Linked DNA regions of Homo sapiens: region 1 is linked to region 2. Evidence: chromatin loops called from intact Hi-C (ENCODE). Cell type or tissue: heart left ventricle. All regions are shown on one strand. Links, peaks and the distances in the headings refer to the core of each region. The heading gives the core; the rest is flanking DNA. Region 1 overlaps PPFIBP2 (PPFIB scaffold protein 2). Region 2 overlaps PPFIBP2 (PPFIB scaffold protein 2).

Region 1 (9,446 bases), core at 50-8,049, 57 kb after region 2:
ACTGGAACTTTCAAGGATAGGAGTTCTCCTTTTTAATCAGGCTCCTAGTTTATTTTTATCTTTTTTTTCTCTGGAATGTAAGCATAGACCAAAGGTGATGTTTGATTTATCTACCACCCTTTCTCCAAGGTCTGCAGTAATGCCCGATACCCAGTAGAATTCAACAAATATTTGTTGAATGAACGAACATGTCTTGCTCATTTAGAGGAATTAACTGCAACCTCTGAAATGCCGCATTCCTGCTTGACAGATACGCCCTTCAGCCCCTATAGCCAGGACACAGATTTTCCTTCTCATCTATTTCGTTTGTTTAAAATCTGGTCCTATTGTATGAATCTCTCTAGACTTAAGCTAGATACAAATAAACAAATAAACAAGACCTCAGGTGAAGGAGGGGCTTCAGCCTAGGGTCCAAAAGATTCCTGAAAACGTCACACTATCAAATTGAAAAGAATCTTAGTGCTTCAGTTCAACCTTTTTAATTAAGGAGCAAAAGCATCATCCAGTGAGCCAGTTATTGACTCAGAACAAGCACCCCAGATTGCTGGCAATTACAGAATAGCGGTGTCCAAGTCTTACCAAGTCTTACTGGATACCTCCACGTGGTCACTGTGATGAACATTGTATCTGGCAGAATATGGACTTGAACCCAGGTCTGACCACAATGCCCAGGTATTTAAAACTATACTATAATGCCAGCGTTGTTGTTATAGTAGACCAAGAGGATGCTAGGATCTAGAGAAAAGAGGCAGTACTGGAGACATGGGACTGTCTTCTTTCATAACCTCCATTAGCTCAAGGTGGCTCCGCCTGTGATGCTAGGTGCACTGCTGAAGGCACAGTGTTGTGGTAGGTACAATACTGAAGACACGGGACTGTATTATTTCATACCATCATTAGCTCATGGTCTTTCCCCCTGTAATGTTCTTTCCTTTCTTGCCTTAACCAGTTCTCATTTCTCAAAATTCAGCTCAGCTTTTCTCCTCTCTAAAGCTTTCTCAGCCTTCCCTCTGGTGAGAGGGAGCCCCTCTCTCCCACTGTTCCCATATTGTGTTACAGGTGTTGGAGCCATAAGAGCATTGCACATTATTCTGTTATCCTAGTGTACTTGTCTGTCTCCCAGATGTGGGGAGTGCTTGCTCCAGACCTGGCACAGGGCCTGGCAGGGAGTAGATGTTGCTGATGTTTGTCGGGTGACCATATCAAATGGGATTTTCTCATTGAAAGCAACAAAATTTGGCTCTGGCTAACCTAAGCCAAAAAGAATGTTTTTAAAAGAGTCTGCAGTGGCTCGCTGAATGAAAGGAAAAGCTGAAGAACCAAGATCAGAAAGGGAAGGAGCAGAAAAAGCCCAAGAACCCAGGTCTCAGGACTGTACTACTGGGATATGAACATGATCTAAGCTCTAGGGTCCAGGAAGGAGAGGCAAGCTGGCCCAGATGGACTGATAAGCCTACCACACCCCCTTGCATCTTGAAAGAGCAAGGCATCTATAATGATGTATCCACCATGGCTGCACCCAGGGAGGAAATGTCTCCCTAAAAGGAATCATGTGAAGCAGGGGGAAAGATGGTGGGTGGTCCCCAAACAGACTGTCCTCTACCGTGACTCTTCTGTCTCTGGTGCAGATGCCTCCAAGATGTAGCTCTCCTACAGTGGGGCCACCTCCATTGCCACAGAAATCACTGGAAACCAGGTAAGAGGCCTGGGCATTTCCCCACAGCCACTGTGCTCTCAGGCTTGCCTTGGGGCTGCCGAAGTAGATGGTGATGACCGTGAATGGTGAGCATGGCCACTGAGTCCTAGGTGCACCTGCCCCTCTGTTGTTAGGGCAGTTACAAACCAGGCCTACCTCTTTTGGCCACAGAAGGGCTTCTCATCCTTCAGGCTGAGGGTGTGGATCATTGTCACTGAGAAAGGATCTGGCCAAGGATTAGAGCCTCAGAGGAGAGGTGGCTGCAACTCATCTGTGTCTTATAGCAGCTCCTCAGAGCTGAGAGCATCCCGTGATGTGTGTTCCTTTTGTCAGCCTCTGCCTCCTGCTCTTAGAGTGAATTTAGCCCTTTGACAGTCGAAGCTTTCTAGGGAAGGCCATGTCTTCTCATAGCAATTGGTCTAATTGCTTTAAGGATGCTTCACAACAATGAACTAATAATGGGCTCGCCTCTGAGGTCATTTGACTGCCATCTGTCTTGTTCCCTCTAAAATAAACCTAAATCTAGTTCCCTATGTCCGTACTTCAGCACACATTTTGAAATTGAGCCCCATGTAAGGGAGACATGGAGGCTTCACTACCAAGGTACTGGCAACCACTACCAGGCTGCCTTTCAGCTAAGGTGTTGGGGCAGATGACCACAAGCATCACAGAAACTCCCCAGAATGGTGCTGAGTCTCCAGAGCCTGCACTCTGAGTCCACTTTCCAGAAAGCAGTTGTTCCCTTGAGCCTTTAGCCCAGAGGAAAATGGTAATGTTAGAGAAGTTGATCAGGCAGTCCTTAGTTTTGGAGAATAAGAATTGTGGTTTATGAGTTCACTGAGGGAAAGGTCAACACCAAGGAACTCGGACTGACCAGATTTACAAGAGACTAATATTTTTTAAAATGATGACTTACTCGTATAATCTGAGAAATATGACTGCCAAGGAGACTTGGCACAGGTTACCCTTGTGACCACTGGTGGCATTGCCTCTTGACACATTTGGTGCCTTTCTCTGCAAAATAGACCCTGAGAGAGCCAGATGAGTCTGAGCAGACTAGATGGGCATGCAGATCCAGAGCAGAGTGTGGCAGGGTCCTAGCAAGTGATGTTCTGGAGCCATGGCTGGTTAATGTGTTCATCTCTACTCTAAGGAGGCCCAGGTCCCTCCTCCCTGGATTACTCTTAGACTCAGACAAGCCCAGCATCAGCACCTTTCCCCTCTTTTGACACTGTAGACCTTGGCCTTTTATGACCGCACAATTGTCACCTCAGTGCAGCAGAATTGAGTGTATTCTGGCTTTTTGTGCAATGCCAAGAACATTTCATTTGGATTTAAGTGACCCTGTCATGCCCTTACTAACACATTATTGGACCAGTCTGTCCCCCAAGGTGGGCCAGTCTCATTTTGTATGTAAAGGCTATTATGAGAGGGTATTTTTTTTTCTTGACTTTGAACCTAAGCCCAAGACCATCGGTTAAGCATTTGAAATGTCCTCTGCATGAGTGATAACATGTACCTCCTTCTCATAACTATTTCTTTCTTTTGTGTTTTTTTCAGGGCTCAGAAAAAGCTCTCTTGTAGTCTAGAAGACTTGAGAAGTGAATCTGTGGATAAGGTCGGCTCATCAACCTATCCTTAAAGATGACTGAGTTACTTTTTTGGGCCTAGCATAGTACTGGGATATACAGGCAGGTCCTGGTCCCTACCTTGTAGAGGATTTTATAAAGTTGTAGAGGAAGCAGGAATTACATGAACATTTTGAGAAAATTAACTGGGTGTGGCCCAAAGCATCTTAGAGGAAGGACAATTCAGGAAATGTTGCCTGGAGTTGATGAGAGAAGATGTTGAGATCAGCAAAGCTTGGTTAGAGTCTGCTGAGCAATAGCAGGTTTTGGAAGATGGTGGAGAGTAGGAGGAGGTAAGGTCAGAGCCATGAGACAGATCAAGCCAGGGAAGATCTTGACTACTAGTCCTATATCCCTGGGGCACTTGGGGACATCGTATAGATTTTTTTAATGATGAATTAATGTGAATAAAGGAGATGATCCCAAGGAAAGATGTGGGATCGTCAGGATGTTGGAGAGTGAGCTGTTGTAAGAGTCTGGAAAGATGGAGGAGGGTCTTGTGGCTCCTTATATAGGAGTAGCCCTTGATCATGTGGGTGGACCTCATGCTGCAGGGGACAGTAGCAGGCTCTTGAGCTTGGTCATTAGAGACCAAGGGAGCCTGCCCTGATAGAGACCCTTCAGTGAGCCTGTGCTGCATACCATCCCTTGGTCTCCAATAATGTTCATCAGCCTCCTTGTTGATACAGTGGAGAACCATAAAGGCTGAAGTCTGCAGGAGCCCTGGGATCATTCAGTGGCTCTGCTCCCATGGTCACGTGTCTCTCGGTTGCCATGGTCATGTTGCTGGCAGCTGCCCAGGACATCTGTCCATGGAGTTGGACAGGGATCTTTCCTGCCCTGGATGGTGATTACTTGACATGAAGATGTGGAGGGAGGGGATGCGCCTTTCAGATTTAAGCAAACAGGTAGTCCTGAGTTGTTGCTGTTTGTGAATAACACAAGTCTCTTTTTCTCCACATAAACGAAATCCTCATGTTACTCCATAGTGTATGGATGGGAACCAGCCCTTCCCGGTGTTAGAACCCAAGGTACATTGACTTCGTGCCCCGTCGTCTATTTGTGGTTACACTGTTTGCTAGTATTTTAATTTAGCAAGTCATAGTTTTCATAACCTTAAAATGTGCCAACTGTAAGGAGTAAGAGGGCAAGAGGAAAGACGCAACTTTTCTCTCCCATTTTATTTTTATGTGCACTCAGCTATTTAATATGCTTTTGCTATCATTATCTGTGGGACAGGATTTATTATTATCACCTCCATTTTATAGGCTCAGAGAAATTAATCTTTAACAAAGTAATCTAGATTTAATCACTGGGAAGGGGATTGCTACGATCTCAGCACACTGAAGAACGTGACAGCTCTCATCCTTTCTGTGCTGATATGTCATGGTTAAAAAAACACAAGTGTACACTCAGTCCCGCTTTGATGAACAAGTTATGTTATAAAAATTCCATTAGGACTGATCTTCTCCAGGGAAGCCTGTTGTGGAAGAGGATTAAGTTTTTAGGCCAGTGCACAAAATGTTGAGCCCATAAAGAAATGAAGATTCATATAATTAGCATGATTTCAGCCACACCCAACCACCATTTATAACATTATATGGAAAATGTATTGTGAGGCTGATGGCATTTCCCTTCTCTGTCCCCTGCCTCCATGTCCATATGAAACATGGAGCTTCTCATTGCTTGCTGACTTCTGCCTGAGAGGGTCATTTTATATTTTCACGGTAAAATGGGGCATCTCTGCTCCTCCACATCTGCGTAAGAGAAAGATCTTTTCTGCACGTCTGCATCTATATAAGGGGCTTCTCTACTCTTCCATATTTGTAGCAGTTGGTTCTTCAAGTGGGCAGCCATTCCTTGGGCCATCTGAACTGTATAGCAAAAGTCTTCTGCCTGCTCCCCTGCCCAGGTGCTCTGCAACACAGTCCCTTGAGCCTGGGGTTGGTGTGGTCCCTTTGTGAACTGAAAGGCTTCCTATGGCGTCAGCTGTTAAATCGCTCAGCAGTCCCCCCTCCCACCTCAGCGTCACAGAGGTCATTCGCAGGTGTTTCTAAAGCACACCTGTAAGTGACCACCTGCTCCTTTGGAAACACACCCAGCTCACAGGCTCAAGGTTTAAGACGCCAATTTGATTACCAAGAAATATAAGTAACGTAGAACTATTTATAAAGAAAAAAATGCTCCAGATTAAAAGATTAATTCTTACATGGTTTTGGCCATAATCACAATCTTATACAACCTCAGTTATTCAACATGACCACCCTCCCCTCTCACCCACATACACCACCGTCCTCCCCAGAATAGCTACACAGGTGCAGAACCGCTCCACAGTCATCTTTCTGCAGCATCCCTAACTGTAGTGTCTGGCCCTTGCTTAAACTGGCTCTTGCTTTCTGTGACTGAGAGCTCATTTCATTGGAAGACATCCTTTGTATTCTTTTGCAGCTGTGTGAGCTTCTCTAAAATGTGCATCTGCTGATCCTCTCCCTCCACATCTAGCCCATGGAAAAAGTCAATCTCCCCTACTCCTGACAGCTCTGGAATTTAAGTCCCTCATGCCCTCTCTGAGTGCTCTGTTCTCTGGGCTGAACATCACCTTCTCATGTGCATGGATCACAAGCCTTTTAAGCTGCTACTTAGTCTTCTTAGGCTCAGCGCTAGTTTCTCAATGTATTCTTCAAGTTCTGCCCTGGACCAGACTTGGAGTGTGATATTCTAGATGTAGTCTGACCAGTGCCTGCCGTGGTCTAAGGACTCCTCTTCTAGATTGCTATTTCTTTAGGCCCTGGGTATGTGATATTTCCTGTGCTTCTCCTTATCCACTGTCCGCTGTGTGCTAGGCCCTGTGGATATGTTATTTCCTGGCAAACCTGAGGTAGGAATTGTTATTCTCCATTTAGAAATGACCAGAGGTCCTGAGAGGTGGAAGAGAAACAGCTCTGTCTGAGTTGGTCTGACTCAAAGCCTAGGCCCTTTCCACTCTGGCATGCTGCTTCTCTGTTGTAATTTAAAGCAGCTGGATAATCAGTTCTACACTACTCCCTTGGCTGGGGCTTCTGTTCCCCTACAGCCAGGAGGATTGTTCTTTTTGGAGACAGGAGAAACAGAACTGGAGTTGAGCATCCTTGTTTCCTCTGCGTCACGTCTTGACATTGCACTGCCTTCCACATCAGTGAGTCATTTCTTCCCAGCCCTTATTCTTGGCCTGAGCAGAGCTCAGAGAGCCCTTTCCATTGTCCTTGATTCCTTTTTGCTGTCTTTCTTACAGGTCGGGGCTGCCTTTTAAACCCCATCCTTGGGTTAGGTATGTGTTCTCCTTGCATCTCAGCTCCTCAGGGAGCTCCCCGGGTGGCCCACTTGCTTCCTTGGCTGTCTCTGCCCTGCCTTGAGGGAGCATGCGTGATGATGCAACCAGAAACACGTTTTTGAGAGCTCTTCCCCCCTCCATATGTCGTATATAATAGGGAGCTTGGAGTCATGCCCTTCAGGTCTCTAACATCTTTGAACACTACCTTCTCACAGTCAGTGGTTCCTGGGTCTGACTGCATTAGTATAATCTGAGATAATCTGAGATCCTTGTTAAAAATATAGACATCTGGGGTGTGCTTCCAGAGGGACTGAATCAGGGACTGGGCACTGGGAATTCATGTTGTTTTACAAGTGCTCCAGGTAATTATGAAGAGCAGCCGGCACATGAACTACCACTTGGAAACTGTGGGTCTTGACCGTATGTCTGATCATGTCTAATCTTCACCTCATGGGTCATCACAAACTTGAAAATCTCATAGCCTTCCTCTCTGAAGGTTCTAGTTACTTCTACTCCACCAGCCAGTTCTTTCAGAATTCAGTTTCCTCTCACTGTATCTCTCCTTTCTGAACTATTTATGGGGAGTTAATAGTCAATGTTCAATGAATGAACTGAATCTCAAACAATTTCTAGGACATATGTTTATAAGCAAATTGAATTGGAAATATATTGGATATTTGGCCTTTAGCTAAATGGAACTTCATAAGATGTCTCAGTCACAGCAGCCTTCCATTACTGTTGTGACTTGCCAGTTTGAAATCTGTTTTGTTTTTTATATTACTTTCTTCAGGATCTAATCAGGTGATCCACAGTTGATTCCTTTAGTGACATTGCTTCAATTTCTCTTTTCTTTTATTCTCACTTTCACAGCACATTCCACTGTGTTTCTCTCAGGTTTGCAGATTAAGAGAGGCCATTGTATGCCTCTTTACCAAATAAGTGCTATCTTCTTCCTCATTTAATCAACTTGTTTCTTTGGGACCTTTCCATGGCCAGGGTCCAAGCATGGAGCTGGCTGCACTGAGGCTCTACCTCGTGCAGACTATGATCCTAAGTTCCCAAAGGAGCTTTGTTGGCATGTAGTCCTCTGGCCCATTTCTTGTTGTCAGCTCCCCCAAGGGTGTGTGTGTATCTTCATGCTTGCCTTAACATGATGTTTTTTAAGAAGCCATGATCACAATATAGGGATTTTTTCTTCTTTTGCTCCACATTTAAACTATAATTTCCCTTCTGTACCATAGCCGCTCTCAGGCAAGATCCATATCATTTATGCAGTTGGTCAGGCCCTCACAGAGATCTGCCCTTTTCTGGTCTGAGTAAGGGTTCCAATTAGCAGAAGCACCTCTCTCCTCACCACAGGAAAGCAAATCTGGGGGAAACAGAGGAGCCCAGACCAGACTGAGCTCAGTTTCCTCTCTTGCAGGATTGTTATTTTACATATATATGTATGTATGTATGATAAAACACTAGGCAGCTTTTATTAGAATGCCAATTTTCATATCCAAAGAGCTTACAGAGTAATTCACGGCTGTTAATTCATTGAGTCTCTGAGCACTAGGCCAGACAGCAAAGGCCGCTTTGCAAGACAGCTTCACTTCCTGTTAGAGTCAGTTTCAGTCAGCCCCAGATTTGCACTTGACTCTGTCCCTGTCTTACTGTGTGGCCTTGGGAAAGTTTCTTCCTTCCTTGGAACTCTGGTCCCCTTTCTCGGACTAGCTAAATAATCTTTGAGGGGTGTTCAAGTCACCATATGTGAAAAATGGCTCTTGCAAAACAGGGAGTTGTTCTGTATCCAAGGATTTCCTAACTGAGGCTGACAGTTAAGTCGGTATCTCTCTCTTTCTCTCACCTTCCAATAGGACAGCCCTTTCTTGGCGGAGCACAAATATCCCACTTTACCTGGGAAGCTTTCAGGAGCCACGCCCAATGGAGAGGCTGCCAAATCTCCTCCCACCATCTGCCAGCCTGACGCCACGGGGAGCAGCCTGCTGAGGCTGAGTGAGTGTCCAGCCCTGGTGCTGGTGGCCTCTGAGCAGTGTCCTTGGCACTTTCAATGATTGTATAAGATCCCTGCACCTACCACCACAATCCACAATTGGAGAATGGTGGGGTGGGTGGCTGGAACAAGTTGTACCTTGGGGTGGTCCCACCTCCCCAGAGGCTCCCCCTGGGCGAGCTGTTTTCTAAGGTCAGCACTCTACAGTCTCAGCAAACCAGGGTGTGTGTATCCCCTACTTCTTTTCGGCTGCAGCTTTTCACCCTTATTTCCTCTCTTCTTCTCTTCCTCCTCTCGAACTCTTTCCTGTCCTTCCTAGCATTGTTTTCCCTCCTCTCAGACACCCCCTTCTACCCTTCCTGCCCCTGGTGCTTCCTTCCTCTGTCATTCTGATCTTCTCTCTCCTGTCTCCACCTTCTTCTCTGCAGCTTCCCTATTCCCCGTAGGAGGGTATCATGCACTCCAAGTGGGAGCATTTCCTTAGGCAAATGAAGTCAGTGGCCAATGGGCAAGGGTGTCGGTCTGCAGGTATCCTTTCGGTGCGTAAGACCTGAAACCACAGAGGCTTTTGCTGCTTTTCATTCAAAATAAGCCATCTTTCCCCACCAGCAGCAAAAGATTCAATGGCCCCGGAAGGGAACATTCTGGTCCTGGCAGGGTTCTTCCTGAGGCTCCTCAGCCTCAGCTCTTCCCTGAGCTGGCCCATGCATTGGCCTAGTGAAGGCCAGCTCTGCCGTTGGCTGCAGGAACTTCAGATAAACCCTTGAATGAGTGTGTTCTAGTGACACTCAAACTGGACTCACTATGGCTTCAGAT
Region 2 (9,446 bases), core at 430-8,429:
AGACTGAAGAAAAATCACAAGAATGTTTTGAGATGGGAAAATAATATAAAATTCACATTTTGGTGTCCATAAATAAAGTTTTACTAGTACACAGCCACACACTGGTTTAGGTATTGGCTGTGGCTGCTTTTGCACTGCAAATAGGAGAGTTGAGTATGAGATAGACTACATGGCCCACCAAACCCAAATATTTGCCATCTGGCGCTTTACAGGAAAAGTCTGCCGACCTTTGTACTGATCTATTTTGGAGGTGCATTCTCCATGCATGTGTTCTGTGGAGGCTTGAGCTGCAGTGGCCAGGACTTCCTCCACAGCACTCTTCACTCCCTTCCCCCGCCTCCCCTTCTCAGCGGGCCCACTGTGCACCATGTCTGTTGAAGGACACAAGTTTACATCTGACTTATGAGGATTTATGAGGGAGTGTCCTGGCAGCTGCCACCTATGGCCCAGAGGTGAAGGCTCAGGGCTGAGCGGAGCCCAGGATGCCTGTAGGTGATAGGTCAGTGGAACAGCACGTGACCATGAGATTCCTCTCAGTTTACAGTTCTGCCTGATAAGATGCTGCTGATTTCTGGTAGGCAGCAGGAGTAACACCTCAGGGGGCCTCAGCTCCTTTTTCAGCCATTCCCTCAAGTACTTGGAATTCCAGCCAGGTAGGTGGCAATCCTGGGGTTCTCTTCTAGACCCTAGGACAGGGGTGGAGCAAGCTACAGTGACTTTCCCCGGCAAACCTGACCACCCTGGCCTCTTAGCTGTGTTTTTACTCCCAGAATGCTCAGCCTCACAGTCTCCTGCCCTTTTCCCACAGCTGGCTGCTGCATGTTGCAGGCAGTAATGAATCTGTTTGTAGATGAGCAAAGTACTTCCAGGAAGGCCTTCGGGACTGTTAGGTCACTGTAGTGACCCGTATTTGTGTACCCTTTGTGCTTCCTGAGGACTTCTGTCTTCAGAGAGGGGTCCAGTGAGTCTGAGACACCACCTCACAGGAGCAGTATAATGGGAGCAGCAAGCCCAGGCCCCCGAGCTCCCAATAACAAGGGGAGCCTAGACCTTTGGGAGTAACTACCTCGGCCAATTAAAAGCTGGGCTTCTAGCCTTTTGGGAGTCATGGACTGTTCTGATAATCTGACAACTCTTTTTCAGATAAAGATTTATGAATACAAATAGTAGTACTTTCTATATATTTGACGAACATATTTAGGGGCTCATCTGATCCCTGGAATCCCATCTGTAAATCAAGTGAGGTGCCCTGGACAGGATGGACTTCTAGGGCAGTGGTGCAGCCATGGGTTTGCCTTGCCAGGCCAGTGTGATGAGGGAGCCACGACAGGGACCCAGCTGCCCCTGGGGGTGGGGTGAGTGAGCGAGGAGGTGCCTTAGCTTCTGAATCCATCCCATTTCACTCAGCCCTTCCCCTTTCCCTCCTGCCAACCTGCTCCTAGGTCTTTTGGGGTGTTAATTTGTGATTTTTGAGTTGAATTACAACGTAAGTAAAATGTACTTGGTGTTTAAGGAAAAACAAGGCTGAGATAAGACTTGCTACTTGAGAATGCCATAAAAATGTCAAGAATTTAGCTGCAGTTTATCTGGATTCTTCCCTCCCTTCCTCCCTTTTCTGTCCCTTTCTCTCCCCTACCCTGCACCCCCCACCTTTGTTCATCACACATTGAGTTGAGCTAACAGAGGAAATGGGCCCCGTCTTTTCCTTTTTGTGTCGAACATCTTTACCCTGGAGAAACGGACCTTCAAGTCTCTTTCCTTCACATAGAATTTTAGTCTTACTTTACCAGTCTTATCATTTGAGCCTTATTCTTTCATCCAAAAAATGTTTAAATTCGTACTGTGTGCTAAGAATTGTAGGCATGGAAGTAGGAGAAGTGAGTTGGAAATCAGACACACTTCTGACAGTCTGGTGCAATAGGAGTGGTCCAGTGTGACAAGGTCAGTGATGAAGTAGAGAGGGGAATTTAGGTGCTCAGGAAGGGATAGAAGAGGGACACCTGAGCCACAGCTCTATGTAAGCTGGGAGTGAGCAAGGCTGATGAGAGCAGCCACATTGGCCACCTTTCTCTTTTCTCTTTTCTCCTCTCTTGTACCAGAACCTAAGGAAGAGCACTGCACTCCTCCCAGGAGAGGGGAGAATTTTCCACCATCCTGTAGAGGCTGGAACCTTGCGCCACCTCTCCCTGTCCAGCTCCCAAATCAGCTTGTCTACCTCCTCTTCCTTGGAGTCCCAGATATACCTTTATTGCATACCATATGATAATTCTTAACCCAGGGCATGAAGTTTTTCATTTGCCTTGGATGCGGGGAAAATGTGTATTGACTGGATGAATTTCTTCATTTGACTTGTTCAGGCTTTTAGACAGAGAAAAACCAACCTACTGACCCCTGTACCTTTAGAGATGTTCTTCCTTGGCAACATCCTGCCATAGCACGGGCAGGGAACCTGGGCTGGGTGGGTCACACTGTGCTGTGGAGCAGGGCCAGAGGTGAGGAGCAAGGGGCTAGAGCTCAGCGCATGGGCAGCAAAGCCTGCTTTTCCTTTCTGGCCTCTGTCTGGGTGTGTCTCCAGGAATTTACTCCTCCCCTTATGCCAGCTGCTGGCTAGAGCTCTCCTCCTTGCCGCCTCTGTGATCTCTGTGGGCTGGCCCAGCCTGCCGGGGACTGTGCTGCCAGGCATTGTTTCTCCCCTTTTGGGCCCTGCTTCTGGCCCTGGTGGACATTGAAGCCATGCTGAGGGGCATGCGGCATGAGGGGCATGAAGGACTGCTCTTCAGACTGGGAGTTCCAGGAAACCCCGGAGGTGACCCCCAAGGGAACTGGGAAGGCCCAGGCAGTCACAAGCTGTGCATCTGCAAGTCCTTTGCCACAGCAGAGCTCGGGGCCTTGCGTGTAACCACAGTTCCCACCGTGTAACCACAGTTCCCACCGCACCCACATCAAAGGTCACTTTGATAATCAGCCATAGCCAAAGGCCACACATTAAGGGCTGGGGAAGGGAGAAAAGCTGTTTTTAGTGGGGAGCTCTCAAAGGAGATGGGAATAGGAGGAGGTGGGGGGTGGCATCTAGGGAGTGCTGGAGGGGCCACCTGGAGAGCCTGCATGTGACCTGCCCTGAAAGGAGGAAAACAGCTGCAGCTCCAGGTCTCCGCCAGCCTTTCCAAGGCCCCTGTCTACCCAGCACTGCTCCCTGAGTCTCATGGAAATGCACGTGAAGCAGCCTCAACCTTTCCACCTCCTTGGTTTGTAAAGCAGGTAGCCCAGAGTGGGGGACAGCCAGAGAGGCAGGACCCTCCAGCCCTGGCCCCTGTTCAGAATGTGGCCCCCAGGGTGCCCTGGCTGGTGGCCAACAGTCCAGGGCCAGACTCCCCTGAGTTTGCGGCAGTTGGTCTCTAATGGATGGTACCACCAGTGCCAAGGACAGCAAACGCTCTGTGCTGGGCCCGTCGCACAGCAGGACCAAGAACCCAGACTGGAGCTGCTTTTTTTTGGAAACAACAGGCTTTCCTCAGGGCACAGCCCGTCACTCGCCTGGAAAATGGGTGGGCGTGGGCTTCAGGGCGGGGGTCAGGCTGTGTGTGGGAACCAGTGAGCTCCTCCAAGAGCAGCACTTATTTTTAGTCTTCTCCCCAGTCCCAAATAAACTGAGAGCAGCTGGGAGCCCTGGGTAAATGCAGAGTGAAGCAGAGACAGGAAATCGGGGCTCTCAGTAATGAGTTCCAGCCACTCCAGAAGGGGGAAGCCAGACAAGGAATTTTCTTCAGGACTGTTTCCCTCTGGCAGGCTCCGGTATTATCACTGAGAATGGTCCCGTGTGTGTGTGCGTGTGTGTCATGTTTACAACTTCTGTCCAAGTCTTCTTTCTTTTTTCTCTACCTTTGTGTGACATTTGATTTCTCCGCAGGGCTCTGAATCCCAGTCCTGGTGCGTGTGCGTGCATGTATGTGCGTGTGTGTGTGTGTGTGTGTGTGTGTGTGTGTTTGTTGGGGTGGTCGGGGAGGACACTGAAGCAGCACGGTCTGCTCTGTGTCGCTGTGTGTCTGAAACTGTCTAGGGAGAGGCTGAAGGACGCAGGCCAGGGAAGTGGGGAAATTTGAACACAGCTTGGAGTTCTTGAGGGGGGAGGGGGCAGAGGCAAGGAAGAGGAGAGAACTGGTCTCCAGCCAGGAAAAGGGCTTTTTCCACCAAGGCATCTAACTGCTGACATGGGTGCCCAGCATGGATGGGGACATTGATGTTTACAAGCATTTCTCGTGGCTGAAGAGGGTAAGTGACTGGCTGCTTTGTCTGGGTCTCCGTGGAGATAAGTGAGGGGGAGACGCTTTGGGGTGTTTTGGGGTGTGTGTGCCTGTGTGTGGTAGGGGGAGGTATTGTCCAGCAAAGCCCTGCTGTGGCCAAGTTCTTCATGAGAATCTAATTATAGACACCAGGGAGAAAACAGTCAGCTGTCTTTGTTTCTCCACTGACATTCTAGTGAATGAGCCTCTGTACAGAAAGGCAAGAATGGAGTGAGGAAAGTTGGTTATTTTAACTTTGGCACCTAAACAGTCAGAGGCTCCAAACACCGTGACCAGAAGAATGTGCCCACCGCTTTTCAGTTTGAGGACACAGGGAGGAAGCTGCTGCCTTTTTAAATGCATTGGATTCGGAAGTTGTTTAACTCGTTCTCACTCTGATGTTATCCGGTGGAGCACACATCTGCTGTCAGCAGAATGAGCTTCTGCATTTCCGGAGGAAAGCTTTCAGGGAGTTCTCTTTGAATGCTCTGAAGCTGAGGGTTTATGTTGCAAGTTGTTCATGCCCTTTCTTTAGAGGATAAACCTGAGTGTGTGGTATGAGCAAGGAATGAACGGACGTTGGGGGCTGGAGTAGCATCATACTCCTAGAATTCAGGCTGTTTCCTCTTTTGTGGCTGCCTTTAAATTGGCTAAGATAGGTATGAATTTATTTTCACACGAAGGGATTTTAGGCTGAGTGTTTTTCAGAGGCAGGAAGGGCAAAAGCAGCTGACAGGTTAGAGATTTGACATTGTAACTGCAGAAGGACAGAAGAACCAGGAAGTGTCCAGCTTGGAAGGGGCATGCAGATGCCCGGACCCCGACTCCCGGACACTGAGCTGGCTGGCTTTTGTGTGAGTGCAGCAGCACTCATTCAGCAAATCTGTACTGAGTTTGGGTACTGGGTGTATAGTAGTGAGCAAAATAGAACCAGCCTCTTGTGGATCTTCTACCTAATACTGGAGATGTAGGTGAAACAGTCCCAGGAAATAAACCTCAGATTACAAACAATAAGTGTGCCTGGAGGAAGAACAGAAGACACGGGACTGCTGTTTTGATGGAGAAGGGGGTTGGGGCGGTCAGGGAGTTTGAGGAAATTATACTTCGCTGAAAACTGAAAGAGCAGTAAGAATGAGTCAGGTGAAGAATGGGGTGAAGAACATTCCAGGCAAATGGGGCATAGGGGATGATGTATATACAAAGGTCCTAAAGCAAGATGGAGTCTGCTGATTGTCCAGATTGAGAGAGAGCCCATGTGGCTGAGCACAGTGATGGCAGACAGAGGCGGGCAGAGGCTGGGATCACGCAGGACAGTGAAGGCCACGGTAAGGCTTTTGGGCAACCTGGTTTGTGTGCTGGGGGACTTGTAGCAGGGAAGTGACATGGGATACATTGGGGGGGGTCTAGTTTGTATTTTAAGAAAATTACTCTAGCTGTGATGTGGTATATGGTAAGCTATGTTGGGAAAAGTGAGGCAACTGAACACAATTATAGGGCTGGAGGGCTTGGAGGGATGGGATAGTACAAACCCCTCATTTAACAAAGCCCAAGAGGGGCTAAGAACCTCATGGTATTAGTGTCATAGCTATTAGTGGTGCAGCCTGGTCTTGAACCCTGTTCTCTATCTCCCAGTCTAGTTCTCTTTATTCATTTTCTCTGCCAAATATGTATAAAATTATTGCTTTAGAACCCAGCAGAAATCCTGTCTGTGCCCAGCCCCTAGGGCATCACAGTCACCAGAAAGCATGCTGAGATGACCAGACGTTTTGGCAAAGGTTTGCATCATCTTAGGTTTTTTTTTTAAGCCCCACTGGGGAGATACTGAAAGGAAATATGTAAGAAATGCACTGACCATCACTTGGTCCTTCTTTCCCTGTATCCCAAATGAAGCTTTTAATCAAGAAATCCTTTCAGCCAACATGTGCCTGGGATTGTCAGAGCCTTGTCCCAGCCCCTGGGGCAGATACTGTAACTCTGCCTGCTACAGGAGAAGTTATGTGTGTGGAGGAACTAATTTTGCATGTGATGCAATGTAAGAAGGCCCTTCTTGTCCCAAGACCCAGGGTATGCTGGCTCCTGTGGACAGTTGGAAGTTTGCTTAGGGAAACTTTAAGCAAGGAGACTTTAGAAACCCCCAGGATGACTCATAGCAAAACAGATATTTTTCTTCTACTTTTAGAATTTTAAAGAGCATTTTACAAAAGCAAAACTCAAAGTGTAGACATGTCATTGGCAGTGTGATAAGAGTATTTTCACTATTCTCTACCCTAAACACTACTGCCAGATTTTTAAAATCTTCTTAAAAAAAAAAACAAAAAAAACAAATTCCCTTTCGTCCTGTGACCCCAGTGATGAGCCCCCCTGGACTCACCCTTAATCTGGAAGAAAAATCAGGCCCTTCGGCTTGCTTGGCCTTTGAGACCATTAGCAGCCCAACCTCAACTTACCTTTTTAGTTTTATCTTTTATATCTACCCTGATGAGCTCCCAAGTGTATTTCTTCCCTTTTCTGAGCTTTTACCACAGATGACCACCTCCTCTCTAACTCTCATCCACTTCAACTGACTCCATCCAGGCTGTCTTTTCCCAGGAAACCTCTGCTGGCCCTCCCTCCCCACCTCCTGTAGCCCAGGTCTGCAGCACTTCCCATCTGCATGGCTCACCCACCCTTTCTCCTGTGCTTCAGCTGAGGTGGTGTGGAGAGCTGGTTTCTCTGAACTCATGCTTTTGAAGGTAGAAACACTATCGTCTTCATTCTCCTTTACAGAGGGCATAGATTCTGGAAGAAGAGGTTCCTGGTGCCAGAGCAGGAGCCCTTGCCCTTTGAGCAGTCCAAGGTGGTGGTGTCTCAGGGCAAAGGGGAGATACTTATGTTCAGAGAGGCATGGAGCTGGAGGGGAAATATTTGCTCAGAAAAGAAATCTTGCTCCAGGGCCTGTGTGGGATGGGATAGTATATACTATTAATATTACAGTTAAGAACATGGAGTCTGGAGTGAGGCCTGAATTAGAATCCTGGCATTGCCACGTTTACCAGCTGTGTGATCCAAGGTAAATTATCTCAAAAGTCTGGATTTCTTTAACTATAAAATAAGGGAGATAATAGTACCTACCACATACAGGCTTTATGAGGACTCAGTAAGATAGTACGATTAGTGCAGTATCATGCATGTAGGAAATACTCAATAACATGCTTGCTATTAACTGCTATTGGTGATTATCAGGAAGGGAGAAGTTGAAAGAGGAACAGATGGAACCAGGTTCTCTCCTAGAATTGCCTCTCAGGCCATTCAGTGCTTCAGCTTTATGACCCTTCCCATACTCCAGATCAAGGTCTCAAACCAAGCATATTGAAGACCTAGAAAAGGCAGCTGCAACCTGGGCCACCATAGGTGACCAGAGGCCTCATTGGCTGCTGGATCTGGCCAGCTTGGCTGTGGTTGCTGAGTGAAGGCTGATCAGGGCTGATGCTCTAGTTCATTCTCCTAACAGACAAAGCCTAGGGATAAGGTAGTCTCTTGCCACAAGTATCCAGAGGGACTCAGTCACAAACAGCTCACACCTGTTCTACATTGAGTCCAGTGGATCCAACCCACACAACCATGAACACACCTCTAAAAATAGCTCCGAGCAGGGTCTGTGGGACCCACCCACTGCTCTTTCGGCAAGAGTTCATTTTCCCAGGAACAGAAATCCCAGACTGTCAGCATCTTCACACTGCTTCCTGGCTTCCAGCACTCTCAGTGCTTAAGCAAATTCCAACTGTAGGTCACAAAGAAAATGGAATCACTACAGGTCCCCCATGCAGTTGGCTCAGGTTCTGCAGTAAAAAGTGGAATTAACTCAAGCTGCTAATGTGAGACTTTATTCTGTGTCATCTGGTGCTCAAATGGTTGATCTAGTAGCCTGGCCACTTGGGCCAGAAGAGCTGCAAAGGCAGACACGGAGGTCTCCTCACTCCAGACACTGACTTGCCTTGCATTCATGTTGGACTGCAGTGAAAGTTACAGAAATAGGCAGCAGCTTCTGTGAAGGCTGTTCCTACTAGTTAAGAGCATGGATCCTGGATCTAGATTCCTTGGGCTCATATCTCACCTCTGTGTAGACTTGGGCAATTTATTTAACCTTCCTAGAATTCAATTTCCTTGATTATATATATGGATAAACAATTCTATAGATAGATAGATAGATAGATTTTTTTTTTTTTGAGACAGAGTCTAGGTCTGTCACCCAGGCTGGAGTGCAGTGGCACAATCTTGGCTCACTTCAACCTCCTTCTCCTAGCTTCAAGCGATTCTCCTGCCTCAGCCTCCCGAGTAGCTGGGATTACAGGCATACACCGCCATGCCCAGCTAATTTTTTGTATTTTTAGTAGAGATGGGGTTTTGCCATGTTAGCCAGTCTGGTCTCGAACTCCTGATCTCAGATGATGCGCCCGCCTCAGCCTCCCAAAGTGCTGGGATTACAGGCGTGAGCCACCGTGCCCAGCCAATTCAATGTATGTTAAGTGCTTAGGAAGCACTTTATAAGTGTTAGAGTTATGGGGAGGATGACATCGATCAGAACTGACAACCTCTGGTTACTCGGGAGCCAGGTACCCAACCTTGATTCTGAAAAGAGAGGTTTTTCAATCCTATGGGAAAGGCAACAGTGGATATGGTCACCCAAGGGCACTAGCTTCCTCAATTTCCTATGATACCTCCTATTTCTGGCCAACACACCCGAGATGCCTGTACATTATGTTTCCTGGTATAATTTAGAAGCTAGAATTCTGCCATCTCTGACATCCAGCACCTGTAACTCCTGCCAGCTCCTTGAAGAGAGGCCTCTTTTACCCAGTGGGATTTAACAAACTGGCATCACACCAGGGTCATTTGCTGAACAACTTGTGGGCACTACAGAGCAGCACAGCCATTGTTGGTTTTGTGGACTGGCAGCAGCACTTAGGGATCCTTTGACTCATCCCTGCTTTTCTCTGTCCCTTCCTCCATAGCAGCTCTTTCACACTTTTCCATTAGTCTTCAACCTTATACTCCCCTTTCAACTGATGTCACTACCAATGTCATAGGAAAAAAAAAAAAAAACCAGCCAAACTGAGATGAGTCTCTTCACCCTCCCTCCCTTTCACCGCAAAATGTAACTGTATTTCAGCATCCTGTTTCATGGGC

The links. A loop is a pair of places that touch in the nucleus more often than their neighbours do. Peaks named below come from ENCODE experiments on the same cell type or tissue, not always from the same donor. Only the 100,000 strongest peaks of a DNase experiment are listed, where the experiment ranks them.
Region 1: it touches region 2 in a loop (3-fold over the local background); 9 of 110 quality-filtered maps call a loop at or near these places.

What each region holds. Positions count from the first base shown.
Region 1 is chr11:7,631,239-7,640,684 of GRCh38, forward strand. PPFIBP2 (PPFIB scaffold protein 2) reads left to right here. Exons shown (of 24, transcript NM_003621.5): 12 at 1,629-1,696; 13 at 3,257-3,314; 14 at 4,314-4,355; 15 at 8,494-8,632. Among named protein-coding and RNA genes, the nearest start is that of CYB5R2, 38 kb to the right of the region's middle. RefSeq lists enhancers at 1-702, 8,166-8,295. In heart left ventricle, for the core only: no CTCF peak of the experiment used is centred there; a DNase peak (open chromatin) is centred at 4,103; H3K27ac peaks cover 1,832 bases.
Region 2 is chr11:7,573,370-7,582,815 of GRCh38, forward strand. The region is part of intron 3 of PPFIBP2 (PPFIB scaffold protein 2); the gene reads left to right. LOC105376535 (a long non-coding RNA gene) reads right to left here. Exons shown (of 4, transcript XR_007062579.1): 3 at 7,891-8,040. Among named protein-coding and RNA genes, the nearest start is that of PPFIBP2, 64 kb to the left of the region's middle. RefSeq lists enhancers at 502-1,326, 1,327-2,150, 4,874-4,953 and a silencer at 4,569-4,803. In heart left ventricle, for the core only: no CTCF peak of the experiment used is centred there; a DNase peak (open chromatin) is centred at 3,542; H3K4me3 peaks cover 3,994 bases; H3K27ac peaks cover 4,869 bases.